Regions from separate parts of the Homo sapiens genome. Here all the other regions are linked to region 1. A link is a loop called in an ENCODE intact Hi-C map of the cell type or tissue named here. Cell type or tissue: sigmoid colon. All regions are shown on one strand. Links, peaks and the distances in the headings refer to the core of each region. The heading gives the core; the rest is flanking DNA. Region 1 overlaps NIPAL4 (NIPA like domain containing 4). Region 2 overlaps CYFIP2 (cytoplasmic FMR1 interacting protein 2). Region 3 overlaps CYFIP2 (cytoplasmic FMR1 interacting protein 2).

Region 1 (7,048 bases), core at 1-5,000:
GAAATTAGTGGGCTGGTGTATCTGGAAAGAGGGAAGACTTGATCCTCAGCCCCGAGGTTGGTGCAGGGCCTCCCCTGTGTGACTCTACCTGCACTCTGTGTTTATATCCTGTGCCCTAAGTGGGCCAAGCCCAGGTAAATTCCTGCTGGCCTTGGAACTCCAAGGTTTGGCTGACCAGCAGACTGGCTCCCTGACTCTTCAGCCTCAAATCCCCAGTTTTTGATGAATGTGGATTTCTGTCTGTAATTAAAAGCAATGCAACAAGTTGGCTCTTGAGAATGGCAGTAAACTGAGGGCCCTAAGAGTGTGGTCTGCAGGGTCAAGAATAAAGATTACAGATTATATTTACTTGATACTTGTGTCTTGACCTTCCTTGAGCATGGAGTGATTAAACTGGTTTTTCTAGGGCTGGAAGGACAGTCTCCAATCTCTGAATGAATGCGACTGCCAATAAAGCCCCTACCGTGTCTGTGGTAGTTAACACCCTTGGTAGAGTGGGAAAGATAGTTTCAGAAATAGAGTCAGTTGAAGACAACTCATCCCTAGTTAACACCTGAGCCCTTACCAGGCACCAGGCATAGTAGGTGCTTCCTGTGAATTCTCTTTAACTCCTCACAAATCCTCAAGTTAGATACGTTTTTATTCCCATTTATATAATTGCCCAAGGTCACCCAGCCAGGAAGAGCAAAGCTGATATCTGGTTTAACCACCAGGCGTAATGTGTCTCTCCAAGACTAACCTTGCCCCCAGTTGCATAATCTGTTTTGGTTTTTTGTGTTTTGAGACAGGGTCTGGCTCTGTCCCCCAGGCTGGAGGGCAGTGGTGTGATCCTAGCTCACTACAGCTTCAAACTCCCAGGCTCAGATTTGGTAAAAATGAGGCCTTGCTATGTTACCCAGGCTGGTCTCAAAACTCCTTTCCTAAAGTGATCTTCCCACCTTGGCCTCCCAAAATGCTGAGATTTTAGGCCTGAGCCACTGTGCCTTGTGCATAATCTGCTACTACTTTATTCATTTATTTTCTTGTGATCTGTGCTCTTTCCCCATCTGGATATAAGCTTCATGAGAGTTGGCTTTGATTTACTGCTTATCCTCAGTGCCTAGCACATCATACGCACTAAAAGAATAAAAGAAAAAGAAAAGATTGAAGGAACAATATCACAGTCCTTCCTTGCCCAAACTCTCCTGGGGACCAGCACTCAATGCAAGGCAGATCCTAATAGAACTCTGCATGTTAAGCAAAGCAACTGTAAACTGATGTAGTCAGCAGTTTCTCAGCACATAGCCTGCGACAGGCCCTGTTGGGGACTTGCACATACAGAATTTCATTGATGATCACGACACTTTTGAGGCAGGTATATTATTTGTATAGTGAAGAGACTCAGAAATCTGGAACTTATCCAGGCCCACTTATCTATTGAGTAGCAAGCAGAGTGAGGACTTCAACCAGGGTCTGCCCAACCAGGCTTTCTCCATTATGCTAGTGACCAACACGTGAGCATCACCCCAGAGACTGGCTGACAGCAGGGGAAGAGTGGCCTCTTAACCAGGTAGGGATGTGTGAGTGGGAAGCAATTTCATGAGCAGGCATGTTAGTAGTGAAAGCATTTGTGTTTAGATGTCTTTAGGGTCCATAGGCAACCTCATAACCATGAGAGGTTAGAAAAATATAATCAGGCTGGGTGCGGTGGCTCACGCCTGTAATCCCAACACTTCAGGAGGCTGAGGCGAATGGATCACTTGAGGTCATCTCTACTAAAAATACAAAAATTAGGCGTGGTGGTGGGCACCTGTAATCCCAGCTACTCAGGAGGCTGAGGCATGAGAATTGCTTGAGCCCGGGAGGCGGAGGTTGCAGTGAGCTGAGATTGCACCACTGCACCCCAGCCTGGGTGACAGAGAGAGACTCCGTCTTAAAAAAAAAAAAAAAAAGTAAAATCAGAGAGCAAGAAGCCTCTCTCAGGGTTTTTGTGAAGATTAAACGAGATAATCCTTATTTGTAAACAGCATGCAGTGAGTGGCTCACGTATGTTAAATACAGCTGTTCCTTGGTATCTGCAGGGGATTGGTTCCAGGACCCCCATGGATAACAAAATCTAAGGATGGCCAAGTCCCTTATATAAAATGGTATAGTATTTGCATATAACCTACATATATCCTCCCATATACTTTAAATCATCTCCAGATTTCTATAATACCTAATACAATGTAAACGCTGTGTAAATCGTTGTTATACCGTATTTTTAAATTGTATTACTTTTTATGGTTGTACTTTTTTTTTTTTCAAATATTTCAACCTGCTGTTGGTTGAATCCATGAATTTGAAACCCACGGATATGGGGGGCCGACTGTACTGAGTAACTGTTACCTTCGATCATGGTTATTAATCCTCCATCTCTCTGAGAGAACCTCAAAATTGAGGTAGGGATCAATGAGAGAATAAGGGTGGGATCCTTTTATGGACTGGGAAGCACTAATGAATACGAGCTGTGATATCACGCAGGGTTCTGGAATCAGAAAGCACACCCAACCTTATCCCTGGCTGTGCCTGCCTACCCAGCCCAAGAGACCTGGGGCAAGTGTCTCCCCTCTTTAAAGTATGATCCCTTGCCTTAATAAGATGAGGAGGTGAGCAGAGGCTCTCAGCTGTCTTCTATATGCAGTAGTGTAGGATGAGAAAAAACATATCGAAGAATCTCAGGATCATTCAGGCCTTTAATAAGCAGCCTGCGTCCAGGTGTAAAGACAAACAGCCCCCTCTACTGGTCATAGGAAAACATAGGCTTTGCTGTGGCTCAGGGTCCACCATGAAGGCTTTATAGGCTGAACTGACCATCCTTGTGGGAACTCTTTCTGAAGTCCACGTCATGAATCCTATCTAATCTGAGCAGTAGGACATTACAACAAACACACAATAAAGAGCTGCCAAACCAGATAACATTGCAAATGACAAACAATTCATTTTTAATTAAATACTAACAAGGAAAAAAGGCACCATGGCCCATTCAAGTATTTTGCATAGATGTACAAATATTGTAAACAATTAATAGGTGGACAAGAGAGAAGAAGATCTGTTTTCCGTGAACAATCTCCCAAATAAAAAGAAAATTCACATTGCCCTGGATCCCAGACACATACAAACGCACAGTGGACGGTGTGAGAGGACGCGTTGGGGGTGACTTTGGAAATGTGGGCTTGGATTCTACAGAACCTCTCCTTCGCAGGCTCCCCTGGGGAAGGGGACCTTTCCAGTTGGCGTTCCCATGGCTTTCTTGGGTGTCCAGCAGAGCTGTTATACACGTGGTTAACACAATTACTGACTTTGGAACTGGTCCCCAGTTTTCAAATTGCAAGTCTTCCATACCCTCTGTCAAATAAGAATAAATTAGGAAGTAGGCAGGGAGAGACTTCCAATAAAGATTGGAAAGGCGTATTGCAGGAGGTGGGGAGGGGCTATTGCTTCAGGGGGAAGGGACTATGGCAATACAAAAAAACACTCCAACCAGAAAATCAGCAAGTCTCAGACCTTAAGATCTGCAAGTGTCTCAGAGCTGGGGCAGAAAAAGGCTTTACTTTTATAGGGAGAAGTCAGCAAGGCTGAAAGGAATCTATGGCTAGCAGGCAGTTACAAGATTGAGCCAGGTGCCCAGGCTAAGGCTTCTAGAGACAGGGAGACAGGGCACTAAATCCCTTGAGGTTTGTTTTAGAGATGGCTCCAAGGCCCTTAAAAAAAAATTCTTGGGTTGTAAAATTGGCAGGAGGTTAATTTCACTTTTAAAAAGATTTACCTACATCCCCATCTGCACAAAGAGCTTGCTAACTCACTAACCCAAACTTGAGTTAAGCTTCCCTCCTCCCCACCAGACCCTGGACTTTGGGCCATCCTCAGCCTGAGCCAGCAAACAGCCCCTCCCCTGGAGACAAAAAAAAAAAAAAAAAAAAAAAGGCTGGGCACAACGTCATTCCCTGAACGTGGTTCTTTCTAGCCATGTTTACTTCTTCCAATAAAAGAAAAGTCCTTTTCTGCCTGGGCTTTGAGACGCTTGCAGATCTTGCCATCGGTCGGTCTGAGCCTTTTCACTATTCCCATAAGGCCCCTTCCTCTCCCTTTTGCAATATTCCCTTTCCCCTTCTGCAATCGTGCTTTGGAATAAGGTCTCTCCTTCCCTAAGCCCAGATTTATTTGTATTTGACACCTCAAAACAGCATACTGGGCACTGGAAAGAAAAGGGGATGCATAATGGCCAGTCTTCCTCCTGGGCAGCCTCCCTGAACAGAGCCAGGAGTGAAGCATTAGTAGAACTGGTTGCCGAAAGTCTATCAAATTCCAAAACATTCCACCATCTTCCAGTTCACAGTACAACTTTATGGGATGGAGGTGATATGAAAATAATAAAACAAAACAAAACAAAAAGCAAGAAAACGACAACCCAGGTCTCTTTCTGGTGTGGTTCCAGGGAGGGTGGACTGCAGGTTCAGATGGCTCATGCAGTCACTATGGCTGTGGCGCTGTCATTTCAGAGCTATCTACCTCCTGATGTGAGGGAGAAAGGCTGGAGAAGCCACAGGAAGCTCTGTGAGGCATGGGGTTGGGTTTTGAGGATGTTGCTTGTTTGTTTTGCAGAGGGGTGAAAGGGGATGTTTTCACCTTTACTTTCCAGGAACCAAGCCTTGAGGCAGAGGGTAGCACATTTAAATAAAAGGTTGGGCCACAGGAAAGGTGGGGAATGGATCTCCACAGCAAGGATGACCCACAGCAAGGATGACCCACGGCAAGGACATGGGGAACCTGTATCACAGCCACCCTGAGGGAAGAGAAACTCATTTTCCTGAGATCTTTCTAAACCCAACCCAGGCTTTTCCCCCAGGGGTACATCCCGTATTTTCCACTTATTTCCAAACCCAAGAACATCCAAGAAGCACCTATTGTGTGCAGAGAACTATAAGGAGGCCCTGGGGTGGTGAATCAGAAGCTCAGCCTCAGCCTTGCAGTGAGGTTTTCAAGAGCAAACAATTGCTCATGGCAGGATGGGAGGAGGCCCCAGGAAAGCCTCAGAGGAGTGAGAGTCAGGCCAGCTCCTGTCCGGAGAGCCACCCAGCACCTTTGTGGAGTGGGAGTCTATCTCCCAGCAAACATCTCCAGGTGCTTTGCAAAAACCGTCCTATCTAGCAAAGCACCACACGGCCCTCCTTCCCTGCTGCAGGGAAGACAGGAGCCACCGCAGACCCCCTCACCTGCTCAGAGCTCTCTTTCTGTGAGGGTCAGGTAAGGGCAGTGACCAGAGAGAGAACAAAAGGAAGTGAATGACAAAAAGCTGGGTTGAGGAAGAGGCTCCCTGCTCTGACTGTTCCAGTGCAGCTGCTGCTGGCTGCCTTCTCCAGTGATCTCGGGCAGCTCCCAGAAATGGGTCTGTTCTCTGCTCAGAGGGCAACGGTCCAGCCCGAAGTCAATGACCAGCCTGCTCCCTCGTGTGTACTTTGTAAATAGCTGGGCTCCCTAAGGGGAAACCTCACCTAGATTTAGCTTAGAGTAAGGAGGAAGACCCCCACCCTGCTGAGGTCACAAAACACAATGAAAAATAAACATATGACCCCAATGGCCATGCCCCAAGTCTACTCTGGTCACACTCCTGAGAGCCAGTGAGGGAAATCCAGTGGCCGACTGTGAGAGAGGACTCTGACTTGTAGGTCACAAGCACCTGGTCACCCGAAGGTCAGGACTGCTGAGGGTTTGCTCACCAAAGCACCACACATTAGAGGGAGAATGAGAGGGGAAGGAAGAGAGAAAAGCGTGGGGCACCAGGAAAGTGCGGCAGAGAAAACAAAGAGCAACTAAAAATTATCCAGAGTCAGGAGTCGCAACCTTTGGCATCACGGCTCAGAGGAAGCCCAAGCCCGGTGCTCCTCCTGCTGTCTACACTGCCTACGAATAGTACCTGTCTGAGTCAGAGTGACCCGTGTGAATACAGGGATGCAGGGGTTTGGGGAGAGGTGGGAGGGGACGTGGCTTGTCACATGCAGCCATACAGCCAGAAGCCGTTCCCTCAACCAAGCCCTGGGCAGGGCCACAGCAGTGGCTGGCTTGACCCTTCCTTAATCCCTAAAAGCTAAAAGGGGTGGGTAAGTACCAGCCTCCATCCAGCCCGGGACCTCTGAGGAGAGCAGAAGCAATGGGAAGCTCTCTTGCGTGCCCTGCACCCCAGGAGTGAATGGATGGCTTCTGCAAGCGAAGTGCTGGCCTGAGGGGCTTGCTGGCCTTGAGCATCTCCATCAGCACCTCGGGGCTAGGAGTCTGGAGGAGAAGCTGCCAGTCACCCTCCTCATACTCTCCCCTCCCTACCTGGGGCTGTATATTGCACAAAACAACACCTAGAGGCCATCAGATCATAGTCCCTCTGGGCTTCCAAGGAAGCCGAGGAGGCACTGAGTCAACAGGGAGATTTTTGGAGATGTGGAGGTTCCTGGAGGAGGGTGGGAGGAGCTCAGAGGCGGCCAGACATGCTTCTTCAGGGTTCCATGGCCATGGGTCCTCTGCAGTGTCCAGAGAGCTCAAGGAAAGGGAGAAGCCCCTTGGACAGGTCTAGATTTTCGAGCTAATCATCCCTCCAGCCCTCTGTGATCTGTATTCTGGAAACTGGGAAGAAAAAGAAGGGAGGGAGAGAGACATCAGCTTGATGCTGATCAATGGGATCAAGGGGGCAGCCATCCTCCCGATTTTAGAAGGAAGGATGGACCACCCACTGAGAACAAAGGCTTCTTGTGAAGTCCATCCATGTGTCCACTCACCCAGACCATCAGCCCTGCAGGAAGGGGTGTGGTAGGTGCCCCTATCTCAAGCTGACCAGCCACCCCTCCCTCTTCCCTTCCCTGCTAAGGCAGCAGCACAGTCCATAGTTTTCTCAATGCCTCGTGGGAATACAGCATGGTCAGCCAGCTTCTTCACCTCATCCCTTTCTGACCTGACTGCCAAGACTGGCAAACTGAGACTGTCAGCCACACAGAAGAAGTACGAGGAGGGGCCAAGTGTACACAGCCTCCCGCAGGCCAGG
Region 2 (7,048 bases), core at 45-5,044, 150 kb before region 1:
TAATTCAGCCTTGCAGATAAATTCTGAAGTTTCCCAGCCCAACTGCCCTTCCTATGCCTTGTCAGCCTCATAACAGCTATGCTCAGAAAAGAATCATCTCAGGAGCAGGTAGCTTGTATTCTTAACTGCTACCTGATGTGTTTTAGTCCCAAATGAATTTTTACAAGTCTTGGTTTTATTTGCACCCTGGACTTTTTCTTTGGACTGACTGTAAAGTAAGTTGCTTCTAAGCGGTGGAGGCTCAAGGAACGTAAGAGAGGGATGAAAGATGGTCTTTTCCTGACTGTGAACTTGTTTCTATTTCCCAAGCAAGTATAAAGCTGTCTTCCTTAAGGGGGGTTATTAGCAAGCGGCTGGCTGTGTTTTTCCCTCTTCAGGTATGTCCTCTACCCTCTGGATCTGTACAACGACAGCGCCTACTATGCTCTGACCAAGTTTAAAAAGCAGTTCCTGTACGATGAGATAGAAGCTGAGGCAAGTGATGTGCTTCTCTTTTTGCTCCTTTAATCTTGTTCCAAATTCCGGACTTTTCCAGTCTTTTGCTATTAGCATGAAGTAGGAGTATCAGTGACTTGTTCTGGAGAGGAATCTCTGTAACCATGGCCATCAGAAGGCCTGTGTAACCTCTGAGGGCAGAAGTACAAACTGAGACACCCAGCTCAGGGCCTGCTGCCTTTCTCTTCCCACCCACAAACTCTGTGCTGCACCATGAAGGGCTTCATGTGCATGTGTATAAATACCCAAGCTCTGCCTGCCAACTCTGCTCAAAAACAGTGGCCCTTGGCTAGACCTAAACCCTAGGGTCACACACACCCATAGTGGAGTCCACCCTCAGAGGGGAAGCCAGGGAAGAGAGCACGTGGCCCTGGAAGAGGCTTGAGCCGCCTGTAGAAGGCTTCTCAGAACTGGTTCTAGAAGGGGAGAATGGGGCCTGAGTGCACACGCCCACCTTGACCTTATGGATTCTTTGCCTGGAGGGAGGTCCGCTGATGACCCTTGAAGCTCAAAGTGCAGGTCAGAGGCCTCGGTGACCTGGGTCTGAGGAAAGCACTAAACACAGCGCTGGGGTTTTGTGTTCTGCATACCACGTAGGGTGTGAGATGAAAGATCTGAAAGCTTTTTGAATCATTAACCTTATGGAGCCAAGAGTCTGGTGAAAAAAGGACCAAAGGTTAATCACATAAATATTAAACATGAAAGACTTAAAATATTAAATCTGACAGTAAATAGGATCTGTTTCCTTTGACTCTTACCTAGCTACTGCCTTTGCCCCATCTCATGGTCATGTCCTGCTCTTGCCATTTCTGAAATATTTGGTTTGATTCTTCATGTCTGTGTGAATTATCTTCCCACCTGAGCATCACAGTCTATCACTGATGATGAGACCCTGAAATGGCAAGACTTTATTCATTAAAAACCAAAGTTATGTAAGCAAAGTTTGAAGGAAGGCGCTTTTAAATGTGACTATCAACTTCATAAACAAATTTGTGGCCACATGTGGTGGCTCATGCCTGTAATCCTAGCACTTTGGGAGGCCAAGGTGGGTGGATCACCTGAGGTCAGAAGTTCGAGACCAACCTGGCCAACATGGTGAAACCCCGTCTCTACTAAAAATACAAAAATTAGCCAGGCATGGTGGTGGGTGCCTGTAATCCCAGCTACTTGGGAGGCTGAAGGATGAGAATCACTTGAACCCGGGAGGCGGAGGTTGCAGTGAGCCGAGATCACACCACTGCACTCCAGCCTAGGTGACAGAGCAAGACTCTGTCTCAAAAAAAAAAAAAATTGCAAATCAAAGAAAAATACAATGAAAATAACATCCATCTGAAGAGATGGATGGGGAGGCTGCCGAGTTAGCGGACGAATTTGAGCACTGATGGGTTCTGACAGTCTGTCTGTTGCATCCCTCCAGGCAGGCGGCCTCGAAACAGCTGAGGAGAGGGGCCGTGGGGAGATTGGGTCCTTTTTGAACTTTGACTTGTCTGTTCACTGACTGAGGACCCTGAGAGCAAGGGACCAAATCTCCCAAACTTAGCCACAGAATATTTTTCCCCTTCAAAGCGTCTTTCCCCAGAATGCACTCTGGGCAATCCTGCCTGACTGCTGTCTTTCAGTTGGCTCAGTTTCTGTCATAAAGCTGAACGGGCACCAGTGATGTTTCCTGCTTCCTCTCCACCAGGTGAACCTGTGTTTTGATCAGTTTGTCTACAAGCTGGCAGACCAGATCTTTGCTTACTACAAAGCCATGGCTGGCAGGTAGGAAAGCCCCAGAGCTGTGAGTAGCAATCTCTTAAGACTGCCACCTAGAAGACATGATTTTCTGTTGTGAAACCTCCCTTCTTCTTTAGCACCTTAGGAAAACAGAGCCATTCCACGGACCCGGACTGGGTGCTGAGATAGAGTGGAAAGGAAACTAGGCAGATAAAGGGCTAACCTCACACAGCCTGCAGTCCAGCAGGAAAGACAGACATCGACTAAAAGCCGATGAATGCACAGTGACAAGGAGGTTACATGCTGTCTGTGAGGGAAAAGCTCATGGGAATGTACGATGGTTAAACCTTTGGGGGCGGGGAACTAGAAAGGCCATCTTGCGGAAGTGGCATCTGAGTTCTTATCTGAAGTTGGTAGGAGTGAAGGAAGTAAAACGAGGTGAAGGATGGGGCAGGACGTTGCAGGCAAAAGGAACTGCTTGTGCAAGGACCCTGCGGTGGGAGTATGATGATAACAGCATGCCAACTTCACAGGGCTGTGGGAGGATTCCTGTGGATTAATACATGTCAGTGTCTCTTCACCACCACTAGAGGGGGCAAGCTGCATGCTAAGGCTGGGGAGTGGGCAGGGCCAGAGCACACCAGCTTTGTAGCTGTTTCTCCCGGGAGTGGAATGCCTCCGAATGGTTTCAAAAGTACAACCGTGACCCGATTCGATTTTTATTTACTTTTGAAAGTTTACTCTCTTAAAAATATAAATGTATGGAGAATGAATTGGAGAGGAATGGGTGTGTGCAAACCAGACAGGAGGCCAGTGAAGAAGTCTGGATCAGAGATGTATCAAGCTTTAGAGGCTCCTTGGTATTGCCAGTATATGTTGATTCAGACCCTCGTGAGTTCTTGGGTTTCAAGGACCTGTAACAGCATTGATCGAGGAAAACCTCAAATTTTATATATAGGTATTTCCTTTCTTATTGGAAATCCAAACATACCAACCAGTAATTTCAAGGATAGTTCCTTACTTTAATAATTTTTCTATGAAAAGGATTTGCTTCATTTTGCTTTTAACAGCCAAAGTAGCCCTGATATATTTCAAAGAGGAGTTGATGTGCAGCACACACAAGTGTCTGTTAACACAGGATGTGCATTAAATAACGCGACTCTTAAATGCTGTAAAGTATTGAAAGCATGCACGTAGGATTTCAAGGAAAGCAGAGAACACAGCCTTTCACAAAGTAGTCAATAGGCATCTGTGGATTGAATGGGATGTGGTTCTAACAGTGAGTTGAGTTTCTGGCTTCTGTAAGACAATTCTGATTCCAAATACACTGTTCCATCATCTATATAAACAGACTCAGGCGTGTCGAACCCTGGGTCTTCCTTCTTCAGACATATGGGCTTTTATCTACACCCTTCCCTGTAAGATCAGTGATTTTTTAAAGTGTGGGAAGTTGAGGAGGTTGAGAGATTCAGGGAAAGCCCAGGAAGAAAACCATGAGCTAGGTCAGTCCTGTTCATTCAAAATGCCATGTGGCCACAAATATGAGCCAGAGATGTTATTTTAAATTTTTTAGCAGACATATTTTAAAAAGGAAAAAGAAGCAGATGAAATTAATTTTAATAATATATTTTATTTAACCCCACATATCCAAAACATTATAATTTTGACATACACTCAATATAGACATTATTAGAGATTTTTCATTCTTTTCTTCTAAGTCCTCAAAATCCTGTTTACAGCCCATCTCAATTTGGACCAGCCACATCTCAAGTGTTCAGTAGGCACATGTGGCTGGTGGCTACTACTTTGGACAGTGTAAATATAGATGGTGTCTCTTTCTTGCGTAAAACCTTTTGGTGCCTTTTAGTTATGTCTAGAATACACCTAGCCACTTTACTATGGCCTGTGTGGCCCTACCTGGTTTGGCCCTGGTCTCATGTTATAAATTCATTTTGCACCATGCTCTCCAACCTGCACTATACTTTATCCACACTGGCCATCTTTCCTTTTCTTAAATGTAACCAAGCTTGTTGTGTAAATGATAGTGTTCCCTTAGATCTTTCCAATTTTATCATTCAGGTCTCTGTTTAGCAAAACTTCTTTAGAGAGACTTTGGACTTCCTAACTCCAAATGATCCCATTTTCTTATTTTCAAAGCACTTCTCCTCTGCAATCCATGCCTCAGTGTGAAAGATAGTAACACTCTCAGCTCATAGGGTTGTGGTGAGATTTAAAATGTGTGTGTGTGTGTGTGTGTGTGTGTGTGTGTGTGTGTGTGTGTTTGTGTTTAAAGTGCCTGGGAAATAATAAACACTATGCAACTGTTACCTATTATCTGAAATTATTCCATTCCTCTGTTTGTGTTTATATTATCAGTCTTTCCTCACTCGAATATAAACTCCATGAGGACAGGAACTTTGTATTCCCAGTACCCAGAATGTTTCCTGGGATACACCAAGCAGGCACTCAATTGCTTTTGCAGTAAATGAATAAAAGAGGAAAGTGGCTCAACTTCTGTGTTGCCCATCTTTAACTTAGAAACTCTGTTTCACATATTGAGCTTCTGTGACTGAAAAGAAATTTGACGTAACTTGTCTAGAGCAGAAAACAATTTTACTTAAGTTATATAAGATAGTGCTCTGTGGGTAGATCCTATGATCTGAAATAGATGTATCTGGGCAGTTGAGAGTCATTCACAATCTGTTTACTGGCCTTGTTTCACTTTTATTCCTTGCAGTGTCCTGTTGGATAAACGTTTTCGAGCTGAGTGTAAGAATTATGGCGTCATCATTCCGTATCCACCGTCCAATCGCTATGAAACACTGCTGAAGCAGAGACACGTCCAGGTATGGGGAGCAGAAGCCACCTTGGAGATGGAAGGGGCAGGAGAGAGCAGCTGCGAAGTTAGCATAGAGATCAGAAATCAGGCCTGGGTATTGTCTGCCCGGCATGTTGCCAGTGTGGATTTCCGAGCCTGGGTGTAGCACAGCCTCAGGATCTCATAAACAATAAAGAGGCATTGGGCTTCCTTTGGCTCAAGTTCTGGGCTTCTCCACCCATCTATAGCCAACCTCTGACAAGTTATGGCAACCAAAGCCTTTGTCTTCTCATCATAACCTGCAGCCCACTTTTTTCAGCTGGGACTGCCACTTAGAGATGGGTAAATCTGTCCCTGAACAGGGCCCAAGTGCCGGTCTAAGTGAGGAAGACTGTGGCGCCTTTGAAATGAAAGCATGTCAGGGCAAATCCACGGTAGAAATTGGGTTTTTTGTGTGCAGAGTTGGTTTCTATTAACATTTGACCCTATATGTAGAGGAGATGTTGCTGGGAACTGAGAAACATCCCCATTTAATAATATTAATGTGAGGCAGACAGACAGCATAAGAGATGCCCCAGCAGATGTCGAGCCCTCCTCCTACAGCCCTGCTGTTGGCCAAGCGGGTGGCAAAATGGCCTTTATGCTGTGACGTCTGTGTGCTTATTATGTGGTCCTGGTCTTTGTGAAAGGGCCAGGCTGAGGCTAAGATCATGCCAGAGGTGAAAAGGAAAGAATTCATCTCAGAAACCCTGGACATTCCCATTACTATGAGAAATCCAAGGGAGATGGAGAATCATTAAGAGGGGGGAAAAATAGAATTTGTACTTCTGTCAACAACAGGGGCTCAATGAGAGCTTTTCTTTCACCCTTTCAGAAGATTACTGCTATCGGTTACAATGCAGCCAGAATTAGCCACAGGATATTAAATACTGAGGGCTTTATGTGTGCATAAGATGGCTATAAGGGGCCCTGGTCAGTTGGTAGAAAATTGATGCCAAAAGAGAAGTTGAAAAATAAAATAGTTAAGAATAATCATTTGACACCTAGCAAAGTGCTGTGGACACAGCAGGTACTCAACAAATGTTCATTGCTATCTACATAGCAGCTGCAGTAATGCCCGCGTGTACCCCAGTGGAAAGTACCTTAAGTTATATTTTCCATTCTGTAATCAGACCTTCATCCTCTTGCTTTTAAATTTTCCCTCATGAAGGCACAATGTGGGCCCTTGCTGAGGCAGCTGCTGTGCCCTGGTGACTGAATTGAGTGCAAGAAAGATGGCAGAAAGAACCCCAGGGCTAAATTTGGGATGTCAGCAGAAACACTTATGGGAAGCCAGAGCCTACCCTGAACCTCTTCCCACAGCCTGAGTGAATCGTATTTTTCCTAAACTTCCTGTGTTTCAAGCCTACAGGGAAGTTGAAAGAATAATACGATAAACACTTATTTATCCCCTAGCCAGATTTGCAATTATTAATGTTTTACCATATTTAGTTCACATTCTTTCTCTCATGTATGTATTTTCTCTCTAGCACTTATACAGTGCGTATGTTTGTGTGTGGGGGATGAATATACATACTTTTGTTCTTAACTATTTGAGAGTTTAAGTTGCCAAATCATGACATTTCACCCCTGAATGCTTCAGCCTATATCTCCTAAGAACAAGGACGTTGTCTTATAAAAACAGAATAGAATGATGATACTCAGGAAATTTGACAATACTACTTTCTAAATACAGTTCCCATTCGTCCCAGTTATGTCCTTTGTAATTTTAATCCAGTTTCTTATCGGTGCATGCACGTAGTTGTCAGGTGTCAGCGCGAATCTTTATTTATTTTTTAAGAGACAGGGTCTCTTTCTGTCGCTCAGGCTGGAGTGCAGTGGCACAGTCATAGCTCACTGCAGCCACAAACTCTTGGGCTCAAGCTATCTTCCCACCTCCAGCCTCCCAAGTAGCTAGGACTACAGGCGTACACCACCACACCTGGCTAATTTTTTTTATTTTTTGTAGAGACAGATTCT
Region 3 (7,048 bases), core at 1,147-6,146, 110 kb before region 1:
AGGTGCTTGGAGAATAGACGGGAGGGGAAAGGAGAAGCCTGGAACAAAGGTAGAGAGATAATGGAGCTTCTGAATCAGAGCCAGAAAGGATGCCTTGCCTCTAATTGTCTTTGTGACTTGGGATGAACCAGTTCATTTCATCCCTCAGTGCCCCCGTCCCTAAAATGAGTGACTTGGACCTGCCATTCTCAGACTCTCCCTGAGAGGCTCTGAAATGGGGACTGTTTGCGCTTCCTCTATAAGGAGTAATTGCTTCTCTGTTACCCCTTAAATGGACTCTCCAGACAGCTAATTGATAAGTTTTTTACACAGATCAGCAGACCCAGGTTGCTATAGCAACGTAGCCCTCAGAAGTCGTAGGGATAAATAGGAACAACTTCTGAAGGCCTCAGGGGCACCAGAACAGTGGAGGTGGGGCGGGGTGGCGGGGGGGGGTGGGTCCCTGAAGCCTCAGTCCCCGAGTGTCTCCTGTTAAGCACCTCTTTTCATGAGGAACTGTGACTCAGAGACCATCAATTCAGCTTCCCCTGTTCAGAATCCAGAGGCAGACTATTGATGGGGGCCGCAAGGAAAGGACCACTTCCTCAGGCACCGTCTGGGTGGTCACTCACATGTATCACTGAGGACAACAGGACACTCAATGACCTTCAGAGCTGAGACCTGAGACAGACCCGCTACAGCATGAATCTTTCAACCCCTTCTATTCATAAGTGAGAAAACTGAGAACCAGAGAGAGGAGGAACTCACCTGAGGTCACACAGCATAGCAGCAGCAGAGGTGGAAGAACTAAAGCACAGGTTTCCAATATTGATCCCAGTCCTTGGGGGCTAGGGGTCGGGGAAGGATGGGGAACACAGAGCAGGGATTAGGCTCACTGAAGTCCTCATTCTGCTTTCTACTTAGACAGCTGGGGAGATCTCCAAGCCTAGACAGTGCTTTCTGAGATTAGAATGAGGCATGAGCTTTCTGGAGTTTTTTTAGTTTAGGAAGCTAGAATTAAATTTTTAAATGACATACCAATTCTTCTCAATGAAAGAAGACTACTAATTGCCAAAAAAAAAAAGGAAAGATGCCTAATGGCCATCATAGAGGAAAGGCTGTATAAACTGTGGAATGTCCATTCTCATGGAAAACTCTGAAGCAGGTAAAAAGAATAAGCTGATAAAGTAGTTTTGCACATACCAAGATAAAAAATAGTGAAAGATACAATATTGAGCTTTAAAAAGTTTTAGGACAAGACACACATGATGCCATAGATATAAACCACAAATAACTCTGCATTGAAAAAGATCTAGAAAAAAAAAAGCATACCAATATTTAACAGACATTTTCTCTAGGTATGAGGGAGGAATCCAGGATTAGAGGTCAACAGGGACTTTTTAGCCTTATCTGGAATGTCTTAATTTCTTACAAGGAAAGCACATTCATGTATTATTATTGACCTATAATTTTAAAATAGTATATGCTAGTTTTAGAAAAACTGGGAAATACCAGAAAGTGCGAAGGAAAAAGTAAGAAATCTCTTGCCCATTTTACTTTTCCATTTTTTGTCTTTTTCTGCCTTTTTTTAAAAAACAGATTAATATATCATTGATAGGTAGAGGGATATAAATTTAACAGTTGATCACTTGGACAAAGGTATTTTCCTCATGAAGTTAGTAGGTGCTTATAAATATTTCTCAAAATTCAGGGTGCAATATTAGTACAGAAACCCAGGTACCTGTGCATCATTTTTCTGGTTTTTGGTTTTTATAGGGTGTTCTGGTGGTTTCAATTAATGTATTACAGTCAAATGCATAAATCTTAAGTGTACAGCTTGATGAAGGCACATGTCCATGTAGCCCAGGTCTAGACGCAGAACATTTATAGTACCATAGATGGTTCTTTCATGCCCTCTTCAGTGTTCCGCAAGGAATCGTAGTTCCGAGTTCTATTTCCAGAGATAGTGTTGCTTGTCCTTGAACTTCATGTAGAGTTATCTAGTATGTTTTCCCTTTCCTTTCTGACCTCTGTCATTCAACATTACATTTGAGATTCATCCATGTTGTAGATGATCCATTTTTTATTACCGAATCAGTTACTCTAGTATTCTCATTGCATGAACAGACTAACTGAATCATCCGTTTTACTGTGGGTGGACATTTGGGTTGTTTATAGTTTGGTACTATTATGAATAATGATGTCATGAATATTCTTGTACATGTGTTTTGGTGTATAGATGCTCCTGTTTTTATTAGGGAAATACCTATTAGGTTAGCTTCAAAGCAGTTTTCAAATTGTACCAATTTATACTCCCATTCAGCAGTGTATGAGAGTTATCATTTCTTTGCAGCCTCATAAACAATTTGTCCCTCTTTAATCATAGCCATTCTGGGGGGGCTGTCATGTTTCATTATGATTTTGATTTCCCTAATGATGCTGATTCTCCTTCCACATGCTACTAGCCATTTGGACACCATCTTTTGTGAAGTGCTGGTCAACATTCTTGCCTTTTTAAGTCATCTTTCTTATGGATTTGTGGCCATTATATACTATGGATACATGTATTGCAGATCTATTACTCTGGCTTGTCTTTTGGTGAATAGAAGTTCTTGAGGCTTAGTGTAGTTATTTTTTTCCCTTACGGTTTTGTGATTTGTTTAGAAAACCTTTCCTACTCTAACGCGTGAAGATGGGCTATCCTCTGAAAGTTTTAGAGGTTAGTCTTTCAACGCTAAACAGACCTTTAAGTCCATATTATTCACCTAGAATTGATGTTTGTGTTTAATGGGAAGTATAAATCTTTTATTTCCAGATTGTTCTGGCACCACTTCTTGAAAAGACCTTCTTCCTGCAATCTGTAGTGGTAGTGCTATGTCTGTCATTTATCTTGTATCCATAAATGGTCTGGTCATCGCAGCCTCTTAATATATTTGTTGGATCTTATCTGAAACAAATCAGCATTTGTTAAGTATTTTTATATGTATCAGGTTTTTAAAGGAAATTCTATTAATGTCTAGTGTTTCCTCTAGTATTTCCTTCCCTGGGAAATCAGAAAGTGGTCATTAGGGAAAATAGCAGTCACTAAGTTTTTGTTTAAATTTTGCTTGGTTTTCTAGACTTTCGGCCATTGTTTGTTATGCCAGCATACACCAGGAGAGGGACCTATTTGTACGTGTGAGGGAAGGCAGGCCTGAGTCCCCCGGGAAGGACAGAGCCCTTTAGTCTGCCTTTTACTGCAAGGCCTCTTGCCTGGAGTGTTCTTTGCCTTCATCTCTGTTACTTCTTCTCTCCTTATTAGAGTGGACCACAGAAACACTCCGGTCAGTCATTTGAGAGCATTACTGCCCTCACCAGAGGTGAGGAGAGTCTAGACCCAAACTCACAGATCCGAATGCCAGTCAGATCTGGAAAGGCCCCCAGAGACCATCCAGGGTTGGTTTCTCAACCTCAGCACCACTGACATTTGGAGCCAGATAATCTTTTAGGGGGTTGCCCTGGACTTTATAGGATGTTGAACAGCATTTCTGGACTATATTCCAGTAGTACCCTTCATTGTGGCAACCAATAATGTCTCTAGATATTGTCTGATATTCCTTAGGAGGGTAAAACCTCCCCCTGTTGGAAACTGCTCATCTAGTGCAACCTCAAATTTTGTAGATAGGAAAACTGAGGCCCAAGAGGGAGCTGATTTTCCCAGCATTACAGCTAGTGCAGGAGTCTGGATGAAAACCAGATGTGCCTTGGAGTCCAAAGATCCTTAAGGTTAGCGTATTACAGTACAGACAGATGCCCAGCTGAGCTTTGCCGATTGTTTTTGTTCTTTTCAACAGTTCCATCTCCACATCTGACCTTCTGTCTCCTACTTCTACCTTTTAATGTCTTTCCTCTAATTGTTTTATTACATAATTGAAATAAATTCATTGATTGAAAACTCAGAGAAGCAGAAAGAAAACAAAAACCACTTTGTCACACTAAGATGACCTCTGTTCACTTTTTTTTTTTTTTTTTTTTTAAGACAGAGTCTCACTCTGTTGCCCAGGCTGGAGTGCAGTGGCATGATCTCGGCTCACTGTAACCTCCGCCTCCCAGGTTCAAGCAATTCTCCTGCCTCAGCCTCCTAAGTAGCTGGGATTACAGGCATGCACCACCACACCCAGCTAATTTTTGTATTTTTAGTAGAAGAGATGAGGTTTCACCATGTTGGTCAGGCTGGTCTTGAACTCCTGACCTCAAGTGATCTGCCCACCTCGGCCTCCCGAAGTGCTGGGATTACAGGCATGAGCCACCATGCCCAGCCGACCTCTGTTCACATTCTAAAGGATATTCTTCCAGATGTTTTTATGTTCTAGCAGATTTTCTCATATAAAATTAGTAGTTATAAAAGCAGTACTCACCAAAGTGAGAAGAGTGACTGCCTCTATGGGATGTGATGGGTGACAGGGGCACGGGAGAAGTGTCTCTCACTTTTTAGACTTTAAATTATTGTTTAGATTTATTGCACTAAATATTTATTACTTTTTTCCTTAAAAGGAAAGACTCATACATAGCAAATGTACACAATTCAAATGCATGGAAAGTCAAAAAGTAAAAGCCCCATCTCAGCCACCCCTCTCAGACCGTCACTCCATACACCCACCTGTGCTTGATCCAGGATGATTTTGCCCATCACTCTGAGGGAAAAAAAACTCCTCCAGCTGCCCAAGAAGCGTGTCCTGTCCCTTTGCCCAGGCACCCACAAGTAATGCCTCTGGCCTTTCTGTATGAGTGTTTCTCTTAGCCCAGACACAGATTATGTTTTTGGTTGAAAACGATCCATGCTTTGTGGAATGGAGGCACTTTGACTCCCAATAATACCCTTCCTTTGTGTGACTTTATTTACATCTTTTCAGAAATGGCCTTATCTGAAAAACAACCTGCTAGTGTGAACATATCAGGACTTGGGAAAAAATGGTCTGACAGTTAAGAGTCACTGGTTCCACAGACAAGACCAAGAGCCCCATGAGCCAGAGTGAGAGACTCCAGGGCATATCCCATCCATGATGGCACTGTTCACCACCCACCTGCCGGTTGTCAGCACAGAGGGTTACCCTCCAAGCCCTCCAGTGGTGGGCAAGATGATCCCAGAGGTTTTTTGTTTTTTTGTTTTTTTTTTTTTTGAGACAGAGTCTCACTCTCTTGCCCAAACTGGAGTGCAGTGGCACAATCTTGGCTCACTGCAGCCTCCACCTCCTGGGTTCAAGCGATTCTCATCCCTCAGCCTCCCAAGTAGCTGGGATCACAAGCATGTGCCGCTATGCTTGGCTAGTTTTTGTATTTTTAGTAGAGATAGGGTTTCACCATATCGGCCAGGCTGGTTCTAACTTCTGACCTCAAGTGATCCACCTGCCTTGGCCTCCCAAAGTGCTAGGATTATAGGCATGAGCCACCGCGCCCGGCCATTCCCAAAGCTTTTAACTATTAACACACCATTTAACAATAGCAACAATATAGATTTGACTGATAAACATTTATCAGTTAAAGTTTTGTTCAGAATTTTACTGATGAAAATTTGTAGTCAGAGACCCTCAGCTTAGATACAAAATAGAGTGAAAAATGGCATAAAACAAGAACTGATCCATAGAAACAGGAGACAGAAGTAATAGGAAAGATTTCCCAGGTAAAGGTCATTAGCGTATCCTCAACACCTAACACAAGGCTCATTAACCATAAATCAGGGGAGGGACATTTCAGCTTCCTCCTGGTGTAATGTTTATCCTCTAAAATCCTCAAGATACCACCATTTGAGACAGAGGCAATCCATCACCTTCATCCAAAGCCAGCTCAATTTTTGCTTATTTTGTGAGCCTTACCAGTAACTGCCAAGAAACCAGAGCCTTGGTTATGTAGTTCTGTATCAATGACTTTTCTGTGAGGACACCCCCAGTGGGCAGGGTCATATTACAGTCTGCGCTACTGAGTATTATTCTACAATGGACATCGCCAAGCACCAGGGAGGCAGTGCAGGTTAGTGCAATGGTCTCAACTATGGCTGCTCATTTAAATCACTTGGAAATCTGCTTAAAAATTCTGATCTCTGAGGCCTGTCACAAGGAAAACAAAATCCTTGAGAATGGACCTAGTTTTTTTTTTTTTTTTTTTAAAGACAGAGTCTTGCTCTGTAACCCAGGCTGGAGTGCAGTGGCGTGATCTCGGCTCACTGCAACCTCCACTTCCTGGGTTCAAGCAGTTCTCTGCCTCAGCCTCCCGAGTAGCTGGGATAACAGGCACCTGCCACCATGCCTGGATAATTTTTGTATTTTTAGTAGAGACCAGGTTTCACCCTGTTGGCCAGGCTGGTCTTGAACTCCTGACCTCGTGATCCATGCGCCTCAGCCTCCCAAAGTGCTGGGATTACAGGCATGAGCTACCACACCTGGCCAGACCCAGATGTTTTAAAAGCTCCACACTTGACTCTGATGTGCAGTCAGAGTGGAGGATCTCTGATCTAGAAGCATTTTCTTGGACTAGAGCTGCCAGAGTCTTGACATTGATGCTTAGTTGTCACAGTTCTTGCCACATCTGCAGATCACTGATTCTGTTATTTACATAATCTTTTTACTGAAACTTAATTTTAAAAGGAAACTATCACTTCCATTTAAAAAAATCATCCCTTGCCATCATTAGAAAGCAACCAGAATAATACATTCAATCAATCAAAATACAGCAAAGTCATATAATTCCAGCTGCTGCCTGCCCAGATCTCTGAACACAAGCCCTACTCCCTCTTTGATAAAAACAAGATTAGTAAATATTAGGTGCTAACATGTGCTGGTTTCAAATGGAGACTTTCTCATTAAGGTTGTCAGAAAGATTGATAGGAAACTGAAAAAGGAAAGAACTTGCTCACTGTGTGGCTCACTATGATTAAATCACATTTCCTTGTATGCCCAATTTCCACTTTAGGAAATGCTAACCTTGGAAGACATTGGCATATACTTGAGGGAAGAGAAAGCCCACTTTCTAGGCCACAGTTTCCTGGCTATAGATCTTTTCCAGTTGACCAGACATGATTCTGATCCAGAATAAT

Evidence for each region. A loop is a pair of places that touch in the nucleus more often than their neighbours do. Peaks named below come from ENCODE experiments on the same cell type or tissue, not always from the same donor. Only the 100,000 strongest peaks of a DNase experiment are listed, where the experiment ranks them.
Region 2: it touches region 1 in a loop (5-fold over the local background); 71 of 110 quality-filtered maps call a loop at or near these places.
Region 3: it touches region 1 in a loop (9-fold over the local background); 44 of 110 quality-filtered maps call a loop at or near these places.

Annotation. Positions count from the first base shown.
Region 1 is chr5:157,474,370-157,481,417 of GRCh38, forward strand. It overlaps NIPAL4 (NIPA like domain containing 4), which reads left to right. Exons shown (of 6, transcript NM_001099287.2): 6 at 1-353. It overlaps ADAM19 (ADAM metallopeptidase domain 19), which reads right to left. Exons shown (of 23, transcript NM_033274.5): 23 at 2,935-6,633. The coding sequence ends at 6,580. Among named protein-coding and RNA genes, the nearest start is that of NIPAL4, 18 kb to the left of the region's middle. RefSeq lists an enhancer at 4,558-5,068. In sigmoid colon, for the core only: CTCF peaks have their summits at 2,761 (motif pointing left) and 2,969; DNase peaks (open chromatin) are centred at 2,752, 3,642 and 3,872; H3K27ac peaks cover 1,293 bases.
Region 2 is chr5:157,325,794-157,332,841 of GRCh38, forward strand. CYFIP2 (cytoplasmic FMR1 interacting protein 2) reads left to right here. Exons shown (of 31, transcript NM_001037333.3): 18 at 378-474; 19 at 2,180-2,256; 20 at 4,949-5,057. Among named protein-coding and RNA genes, the nearest start is that of FNDC9, 16 kb to the right of the region's middle. In sigmoid colon, for the core only: a CTCF peak has its summit at 2,794 (motif pointing right); a DNase peak (open chromatin) is centred at 2,808; H3K4me3 peaks cover 648 bases; H3K27ac peaks cover 991 bases.
Region 3 is chr5:157,363,779-157,370,826 of GRCh38, forward strand. The region is part of intron 26 of CYFIP2 (cytoplasmic FMR1 interacting protein 2); the gene reads left to right. NIPAL4-DT (NIPAL4 divergent transcript) reads right to left here. Exons shown (of 3, transcript NR_136205.1): 2 at 748-827. Among named protein-coding and RNA genes, the nearest start is that of FNDC9, 22 kb to the left of the region's middle. In sigmoid colon, for the core only: a CTCF peak has its summit at 3,122; a DNase peak (open chromatin) is centred at 3,173; H3K27ac peaks cover 711 bases.